Linked DNA regions of Homo sapiens: region 2 is linked to region 1. A link is a loop called in an ENCODE intact Hi-C map of the cell type or tissue named here. Cell type or tissue: left lung. All regions are shown on one strand.

What was found. Peaks named below come from ENCODE experiments on the same cell type or tissue, not always from the same donor. Only the 100,000 strongest peaks of a DNase experiment are listed, where the experiment ranks them.
Region 2: a loop joins it to region 1, with 3 times the contacts of the local background. A loop is called at or near these places in 1 of 110 quality-filtered maps.

What each region holds. Positions count from the first base shown.
Region 1 is chr10:117,682,657-117,687,656 of GRCh38, reverse strand. No RefSeq gene overlaps it. Among named protein-coding and RNA genes, the nearest start is that of LINC02674, 50 kb to the left of the region's middle. In left lung, no CTCF peak of the experiment used is centred here; DNase peaks (open chromatin) are centred at 2,609 and 3,236; H3K27me3 peaks cover 2,618 bases.
Region 2 is chr10:117,572,107-117,577,106 of GRCh38, reverse strand. No RefSeq gene overlaps it. Among named protein-coding and RNA genes, the nearest start is that of EMX2, 32 kb to the right of the region's middle. In left lung, no CTCF peak of the experiment used is centred here; no DNase peak of the experiment used is centred here; H3K27me3 peaks cover 4,711 bases.

The DNA of each region.
Region 1 (5,000 bases):
CATTATCATATATTATTATTTGTATTATTGTTATTAATCCAATAGTCAGTAGTCTGCCTGAGCCAACTCACCCAGAAATGCCACCAAAATCCTTTGGAAAAAGTGGGTCAATTTATGGAATGTCTCATGTCCAAAGATGAAACACTTCTCCAGCATTAACTTACTCATCTGCAAGTGCCCCTGTCAGGATCTTGGAAGCCTGGAGGAGTGAGGGGTCTGGGTTGCTCATGTGAGTTTAACATGGACTACCTCCCATCCTAACCAACATGGAAATACCAGCATCTACATTCTCAGCCAACGAGTGCACACAGAAATAAAAAATGGAAGACAAGGGAGTTCTGTGTCCAGCTGAATCCTGAACTGGACTGGATTAGGATGTGCTACTTGACAAGCCCAGCTCATATCATAGTGGGCCATGGTTGCCAGGGGTCCTGAGTGGGCAGAAATGCATATCCCCACATCTGCATTTCAAGGAGAGCGCCTTTAGGAAGGAGATGGCTCAGAGGCAGCCCTGGGGTGAAATCTTGTAAACAGGGCTCCATTTAACTCTCTCTTGGGTGTTCCCCAGGAACAGCCTCTCCGAGCCCCTTGGGATGGAAGGATGCTTCTTCTAAAGGCATGAAACAGGGACTCCAGAGCAGAAGCTATGGCAAGGAGCTTGCAAATTGAGATAGCTGTGCCAAGAAAGATTCTCAACTACTAACTGCTGTCATTGCCCAGGTCCTGGTTGGGATGGCTGGGGAGGAAGCAGAGGCCGATTGTCAGACACATGTGGGGTCCTGTCCCACTGTTCCTCCTTCAGTGATCTTGATGAGAAAGGATCCTGCCACTCTAGCCATGAGGGTGGGATCATACCCAGCGTCGACCAATCACAGTAGAGCACCTCCTACAAACAGGTTAGGTTCGTCCTGGAAATGGCCCATGACTCAAGGTGAGATGGTCAGAGATCTTCATTTTTTCCAAGCCAGGAGGAGAGGGGTAATAGCTTTCCTTCCTTAGATAACAAATCCTGTGTTTATGTCTCTAGAGCTGCTGGGAGCCACAAAGATGGATGACAGCACGAGGCAGCACAGACACATCCATGGAGAGGTGGAGAGAGAATCGGCCACCGTCCCCAGCAGCGATCCTCCTCATCCTCCCAGTGACCTAAGCCAATTGACATATTGTTTGCTTAAACCTATTTGAGTTGGGTTTCTGTCATTTGCAAATAAAAGAGTTCTGAGTAATACAGCAACCCAAGTCTAATAAGGCAATGCTGCAGCTGGGTGTGGCATCAGTGGGCACAGGACGCCCAAGGCTCATAGACCAATAGCCCTGTAAGAGTCCTTGGTCATCGTCTAAGCCAGTGTTCCCCAAGGACCATCACCATTTTCCAAAGATGGGAAGATGGTTTGACCCAAAGCAAGAACCAGACCCATCTGACCTTAGAGATCCATCACCCCTTGGAGACCCATCTCTCCTTGGAGACCCATCTGCCTTACCAGCCTGCTGGATGGAACCTTTGTGCCAGCCAATCCTTGGGTTCCTAAGGGAGAACATTAAAGAGAAGAAAACATCAAGCTCGGAGCTGGGCTGAGGAAGGCTATAAAAGCCCATAGAGTAAGTGAATCCGGGGAAGGCAAGCTAACTCTGTCCAGAAAGAGACAAGAGAAACAAGCTCCTGAAGGAACAACATGGAAATAGAGGGGGAAAGGAGTGTCAGGGATCCGGGAAGACATGCCAATAAGGGGAAGATAGAAGTCAAGGGCAATGTGGAGGAAGATTGACTTGGGAACCGGAGCCGTAGAGGTCAGCCTTTCAGGGCCCTGCCCTACATGCCTGGGCTCTCTGCAGGACAGCAGCTCTATCTGGTCACCTGCCAGCCTCTGTCCCCCAACCAGCTGTATATCTGGAAGAAAGGTGCATGTATGCACATGTGTGTACACATTCATGTGCACATGTGAGTACATCCATGCCCAGGAACTGAGGGGTAACTGAGATGGGGTCCCTGGATGACCTGCTATTCCACAGGTGTGCACGTGTGTGGCATGTGTGGTAGGGAGCAGGATTTTTGTGAATGAGTGTGTGTTGACAGGGCATGGGTGTCTGTGGACAGAGTAGAGTGGGGCACACGAGTGAGAAGTATTTGAAGAGTCTGAGAAAGTGGGGTAAAGGTGGTGAGAGTCTGTGGGAACACTGGTGTGTGTGTGTGTGTGTGTGTGTGTGTGTGTATGTGCGCACATCCTTAGACATGACAGGTCGGGGGACTGCAACCCACCGGGTGCAGGAGCAGATCTGCCTGGTGTGCCTGGGCTGGGGAATGTGAGTGAGGGGTCTGTAGGGCATGCAGCTCCCCGGAGAGTCATCTCCTTGGGGCTGTCCCTAAAAGCCCCCCCAGGTGAGGCAGCAAGGAGCCCCACACGTCACTCCCCACATAAAACCTGAGCCCAGAGGTCACCAGGAAGGGCCGTGGCAGGCGGGCACACTCAAGCCCCTCCCCAGCCTGGCAGGCAGGAGTGAGGAGTCCTGCCAAGAGAAGCAAGACCGGTTTCCTCACCCCGGTGTGTGTGCCAGCGCCCCCGTGTCTGGCCTGGGGGCTGGGGAATGAAGTTGTTGGGAGAGACTCTCTAATTTGCTCTTCCAGTCCTCGGGCACCTTTGGGACACACAGGAGAGGCTCGGGGGGAGCAAACCCCGTGGGGTGGTGCTGCCTGCTGGGGGCTCTCTCCCGGGACTGCTGAGCTGCCCGGTGGACCCTCAAGGGGGCAGCCAAACCATACACAGTGCCTAAGAACCAAGGGCCGTGGGCTCGTGGAAATGACTGCCCCAAGGATGGGCCACACCCATGACCCTGGCAGGTTGCCAGCCCTGCAAGGAGAGTGTGGGAATTGCTGGAGTCTGCCGAGCCCATTTCAGGAAGGCCAGAATCAGCCGGAAATCGGGGCTATTCTTGTTTAGGCTGAGGGGCTGGGTACCCAGGCATCTTGTGGGTGTGGACTTAGAACAGGCCTGGCCTGAGCCACATCTTGACTTCTAAATCTGCTTTGTGCTCAACACCCGCACGCCAAGCTGCCTGGAATATCTGTCGTTTCTGGCTGTCCATTTCCTTTCCCCACCCCAGACTCCCCTACCGTGGACCTTTCCCACCCAAACGGAAGGACACACATCATCCTGCAGTGGGTACGTCTTATCCCCCGCCCTGGAATTCACAGGGTCGGCAGCCGCCGGGAGGGGCTGCGCCACTTTCACAGGAAGGCGGCTGGGGGAGATCCCCTCATCTCCCCAGCTCCGTGCGTGACCCACGCCCGGGTTCCTTCCTCGCTCACGGATGGTGAAATCACAGTCTCGATCTGGACCTGCTCATGCCATAAGATAAATTGTCAAAATGTTTTGATCTAATTGGGTCTTTTTCAAGTCAGCTGAAAACCATCGAGCGGGGAGCCAGATGGAGCCGGTGATTAATGAGGGACATTTGGTTGCTTCTCCACATCCATCCTGGAGCCCAGTCTGGGCAAGGGTGTTCTAATCCTCTGCCAGGAATGGGTATGCAGGCGGATCACTGAGGCCGGCGCTCCAGCGCAGGAGACCCCTCCTTGCTTCCAAGGGCTGCAAAATGAGGCCTTTTCCCCATGAGGCTCCAGAATCTCTGGTCCGGGGGAGGCTGCCCCTGAACAGGTCCCAGGCTGGGAGGAGACCACCTTCTCCCCACCAAGGAGTCCCAGCCCTGTTGGGGGCCAGGCATGATGTTGCCATGTTCCAGCAGGAGTGAGTGTATTGCGCCAAACCCCTATTAACCTCAGTAGGGAAGGCATCAGGTTCAAGAGACCCAAGAAGAGATCCAGAGCCAACAAATAAGACAAGAGGTTTCATTAGGGGGTGACAGGGGCGAGAGCCCAGTGGCGGTGGGTTGGACAAGGTATCTACCTTTCTATACCCCAGTGGCAGTGGGCTGGGTGGGAAAACCACTCCCAAACAGCATGCAGTTTCTATAGCATTTTCTCTTAACACCTTCCCCTCGAAAACCTCCACCTGGCAATCTTCATCCAACCCAAAACTCAGGGCCTCGATCCCCTATACGGCCCATGTTCTATAGAACAGGCCAGGGGCTCAGATGCTCCTCATAGATAAGGAATGAACCACCAGGCTGGCCACTCGCAGATTCCCTAGCTTGGAACACACATTCAGGTATGTCTGCCATAGAGGGTCATTTGAAGAGTATGCTTAAGTTATTGCTGTCAGGTGCTTTTACCCTGGGGTCCGGGGTGACAAGAGGATGGGTTTCTGTGAGCCCACGGGGAGCACTGGCTGCCCCTGGTCCTGGCCCACTCACTGCACACAGCCCCTCCATCAGACTGGGTTCAGGGGCTCTGAGGCTCAGCCTGAGAAGCAGCCCCCTTCTCTCTGTCTGAAAGGCATCCTGCTCTGGGGTGGAGGAGTTGAGGGGATTCAGGAGAAGTTTGCTTCTCCTACACAGGGGAATGGCCTCCTGGGCACTCTTGTAGAGCTTGGCTGCTAGTCCAGGCCAGGCCTCCTACTTGCTGTGTGACCTTCAGTGAGCTCTGCCTCTCTCTGGGCTCCTGGTATTTCATGGGTAGAATGCAGGTGGGGTTCCACCCTCTGGTTCTCTGACTGTGGCTAGATATGTATTCTCCACTCTAGCTGCAAGTTGAAATTGGCTGGAGAGCATTTTAACAACACCGAGGCCAGGGTCCACCCCCAGCAGCTGAAAGAACCTCTGGGGGTGGGCCCCAGGCAGGGGTAGTTCTCAAAAGTCCTCTGATTATTCTAATGTACAGCCCAAGTATAGAGTCCATGAACTAGGGGGACGTCATATCTGCAGCAGCCCAGATGAGCATCCCCAATGATGTGCTGAGCGTGGAGTGAGCCCTGATTTTCTCATCTGGAGATCAGGGTTGTTCAAATCAGCCCTGCAGAATGTTTAGGGGATCTAAAGGCAAGAGGAATCTGATAATGCATTGAATGGTTCCTTGAAAGAGAGGGGAAGATGCACCATTCATGGCT
Region 2 (5,000 bases), 110 kb after region 1:
ATTGACACAGGAATTGACAAATCTACAGGCCACATAAGATCACTAAAGAGGCCTGGACCTTGGGGACAGACCCATCTCAGGACTGGCAGCATGGCAGGGGAACCACAGATATCCAGTCTGGATGAGGGAGGGAATCTGGGTTTGAATTGCAGCTCTGCCACCTGCTAAGTGATCTTGGGATAAAAGATTTCATGTCTTTGACCCTCAGTGTTATCGTCTGTAAAACAGGGATGGTATCTATCTTATTTGAGGATTAAAGCATTCGCTTTACATACCTTAGTATGTAATAATACCTTTTACATACATTAGTATGTAATGATACCTGGTCTAGAGCATGTGCAGTAGTGGACTCTCAAAAATGATAGTTTTTGAATACAGATATATCTGTTATACACATGGCTATGTCCATATGTACATATATTGATATGAATCTGTATTATACATGTGTATTTATGTATATTTTCATGCATTCAGGTAAATGTGGTTGTATCACCATTCTATTGAACAACTTTCTCCAACACTGCTCATCCCAGCCTCAACTGTCCCTTCAAACCAGCTCTTCAGGTTGTTTTTTCCCTGCCCTGAGAATAAAATCTCTGGCAGGTCCCAGAGCTTTTCTGCTTTGCAGTCACTTTCAGTCCCAAGCATAGTCTCATTTCAGTAATTAAAATTTCAGGCCCAGAGTCATAATTACTAACTCCTTACTCTCCCCACAGTGTAGGAGCCCTCCCCAGCTCAGGCCAGCTTTAGCCAGGGAGGCCCAGGGGGGCCAAGGGCAACAGTGTGGTCTTCTCTCCACTTCCCAGTCTTGTGTATCTCCTCCTCTACTCCCCCGTACTCCCAGGCCTCCAGGTTTGGAAAAGAAGAGGAAGAAGAGGATTCAGATGTAATCTTGTGCCTTAACTGGCTACCATAGACGTTCAAAGTTCACTTTCTTGAGGGGTGCTTTTTCTGGGTTTCTCTAGAACTCTCCCTCTAGGAATTTCTCCTCCTGCTACTTCAGACACCCCAGCCCCTGGGCTTCCAGAGGTCCTCCCAACTCAGATGTTCTCAGTTGAGGTCACATTGTCTGACTAGCCAAAGTCGACTGTCTCCTGCAGATCTCCTTGGTTCATGGGAAGGCTCATTCACCCAGGCCCCCAATTCTAGGGAACATGGGTCAAGCTTTCTCAGTGGTCCTGCTTGAGCCTGTCTCCCTTGACTTGTGAGTGAGAAGGAAATACCACCTCCCAGGGTGGGGCAGGGCAGGGTGCAGGGAGCAGAAGGAGTTGTAAAATGGGGAAATGTACCACATTTCAACTAGCCCCTAAGTCCTCTGCCCTGACCTCTTTGCTTCAATCCTTTATAATCTTCTGGTAGGTGTCCTTTTAGCATCTTATTACACGTAAAATACCAAAGAAAGAAGGGATTGCCTTTGCCGCCTGCACGCCTGCGTCGTCCCATACTTACTACAGTTCCAGCTCAGGGGAAGTACTCAGAAAGCATTGGTTGAGTGGATGAATGAATACAAACCTCCAACCTAGGCTGGCAATTTATTTACTCTAGTTAACAAACATGTAATACTAGTTTGCCACCTGCCAGAATCTGTTCTAAGTGCCTTACAAGTATTACTACTTAGTCCTCATAACAACACTTTAAGAGGTGGATGTTATGGCCAACCCCATGTTACAGATGACAGAGGCTTAGACAGGTTAAGTCTGGCTCCAGGGTTTGTGCTCTTTACCCCTACCTCACCATCAGCATCCCCATGGCTTGAGAGTGTGTTCCAAATGCAAATTATCAGAAACCCCTGGATGCACCCACCCAACAAGAGGGTCAGCACTTCATTTTTCGCAAGCTCTTCTGCTGATTCAGGTGCTTGCTCTGTGTGAAACACACTGGTCCATACCTGCTGCCTCTCAAACGTATCCAATTATAAGAATTACCTGTGGTCTTGTTAAGACTATAGCTTCTTAGATGCCCCACCCCACCTAATGAATCAGACTGCAGAGTAGGGGCAGGGAGAACCTCAGAATCAGTATCTTTTAATTTTCTACTGGGCAAGTTTTTGAAACATTCATCCAAGCTATTCACATTTTGACTCTGCACTGGAAGAAAACTGGGATGAGATACCATAAAGAGCATGGTTGTGGGTGTGCAGGTGGGTGGGTGCATCTGGAGGATGGCAGGTTTATCTTTCCTGAAAAATTGAGTCAAACACAGCAGCTGTTCCATCCCGAAGCTTAGAGGACAGCAGATCACAAGAGAAATCGCAGGTATAAATCTCCCTCCCCTCAAAGGCGGACACCGATGTTTGTACATTGTTCGCAGCTTCCTAATCAGAAGGACAGATTCCACCTCCTGCAGGAATGTTAATGCCACCTCCGTCAGATATTTGCAGCTCAGCCTCAGAAGTCCGGTGCTCCAGGCAAAAGTTTGCCTTTATTGCTGTCTCTTTGAGAAGCCTGAGATCGTCCTTGCCAGGGATTTCCTGTAATAAATACTTTTGTCGTCTTGACTAAAGAAGTTGTTGATCTGAAACACCTTGGGCTGAAATATTACCTCTGCCTACTCCTTCACTGTAACCCGGCCCCTTCACAGTCACCCGGACTGTTGCAGTGTTGGGTTTGTGGGAGGCTGAAAAGACAAGGAGCAGGCCAGGAAGGGACCGAATCACCCACGAAAAGTGCCATGCCACCCGCCCCAAAACCCCTGGTTCCCAACTGCTGCTGAAAATCAAAAGGGAACAATGAAAAAAGGAGTTGGGTATAAGTTGGCACAATTTTAAATATCTTAGTGTTTATTTATTTATTTTTAGAGACAATGTCTCACTCTGTTGCCCAGGCTAGAGTGCAGTGGTGCAATCACAGCTCACTGCAGCCTCCAACTCCAGGTCTCAGGTGATCCTCCCACCTCAGCCTCCTCAGTTGCTGGGACTACAGGTGTCCACCACCATCCATGCCTGGCTAATTTTTTTTTTTTCTTGTAGAGACAGAGTCTTGCTATGTTGCCCAGGCTGGTCTCAAACTCCTGGATTCAAGAGAATCCCAAAGTGCTAGGATTACAGGATTGAGCTACCTCACCCAGTCTGGCAGAATTTTTAAAGTTAATATTGTAAAATAAAAGGATAAGTCCAGACATGTAACTTTTAACCCAGCTTTTCACTTATAATGTACTCTGGAATATTTATGATGCTCAACCTGTCCAAAACAATCTGCCAGACTGGGCCTTCCAGGCCAAAGGGTTTACATTCTACTCCACCACCATTTACCAGCCAGTGTGCCCTTGAGTGAGTCTTTAAACCTCCTTGGATAATTTATCTGTAAAGTAATAGAAGTCACACCTTGTTCAGCTGACCTCACGGGTTGTTGGGAGGATTATATGGGAAGATGGCTCTGAAAAGCACTTTGTAAATGCCCTCTCCGTGTGAAGGGTTATTATGGTATAAGAGCAAAAGTGGGTCCTGGGCAGATGCCAGACCACTAAGTATCAGACATGGAGGAAGGAGGTGGGTGGACAGTGCGATATCCCAGGGTGGGTGGTGAAAGATATCTACTCTGTGTGAACGATTGACTTTCACGATGTAATCCATGTCCTCAACTTGGGGATATGAGGATGTGAGATATCACTCATTGAGTGAGGGCCAAACAGAACCAAGGAATCACTCCTCTTCCCAGACATTGTAAAAGTCAAGACCTGACCCTTAAAATCCAACTCTGGAAGTGGAGATGTTAGAGACACAAGAGGTAACTTGCAGTGGTCTGACAGCCAATTGTAGGCATCTCTTCCCAACTCCACCTCCAGTGACATGTTATTCATGACACTAGTCATGAATCAGCCATGGTGGTGTATTTACACCACAGAAACTGCCAAACACTATAAGTCAGGGTACTGCACAGACAGAATGTAACTGTCGGGATGCAGAGATCGCTGCAAAAGATGAAAAGGGAAGACAGAAAAACTCCTCCTCCGCTCAGGAGAGGGTGTACTATTCAATCATTACACGTCTGATTGATCCAGGCAGACCACACAGAAGAGAGCATTTCATAAACCAATTTACAATAAGAGATTGCCGTCTCTCTGTGTAGCATTGGTGCAAACTCCACTCCCCTAACACACATGCTGTCAGTACCACCAATTCCAGGTACCACCACCTCCAGGCAGTCTTCCCTGATAATCCTCATCTTACTCTGCAAAAAGTTGCAGCATCCTCTCAGTTCCCACGCACACAGTGGAAGGTGATTCTTCAGAGCTCAGGCTTTTGGAGTTAGAATGCTCAAATTACAAATCCCATTTTGACCACTTCCTAGTATTTATGGGAAAGCCACTTAACCCATCTGTGAAATGAAGCTAAAATACTCTAAAGTCATCATGAATTGTTACGAGAAGATAAATGGGTTGAGTACTCAACATTGTACCTGGCACATAGTAAGTGCTTGATAAACACTAGTCATCAAGACACCCACTCCTTTGGATGACCATTTCACTCCTCAAACAGGCAAAAGTTGCATCTCTCCACTTGGACTGAAGTTTCCTGAGGATAAAGACCTTCTCTTCTTCATTTGTCAGGCCTTAAAGGGTCCAACATATAGGAAGTCCTCAGGAAATCCATGTTAATTTAAATGGAATTGAAAGCAGGTATGTTTCCCTTCTTTCTACAGCCTCTGTACCCAAAGATTGGATGAACCAGTGGCAAGAAAATGCCAGGTGGAAACATCCCAACAGACAGTCCATGAGCGATGGTGGAACTCTGTGCTGCACCACCCACATGCCTCGCAGCTGAGTCCTTCTCCAGAACTTTCCTTCACCTGGAGGAAGGTGCCTAGTTCAAGGTTACCCCCCTCCCTGGGGCAGCTAGCATCCAAGGACTGGTCCAAGCAGGAGTACAAAGACCCAGTCCCCAGCCTCATTCAGGTCATCTCTGAAAGGCCATCCCAGCTCCAGGGTCCCATGGGGTCTGCAACTGAATCACAGCCCAACATCTCCCTCCACCCCATCCTCCTTCCCTGATTTGTTTGTAG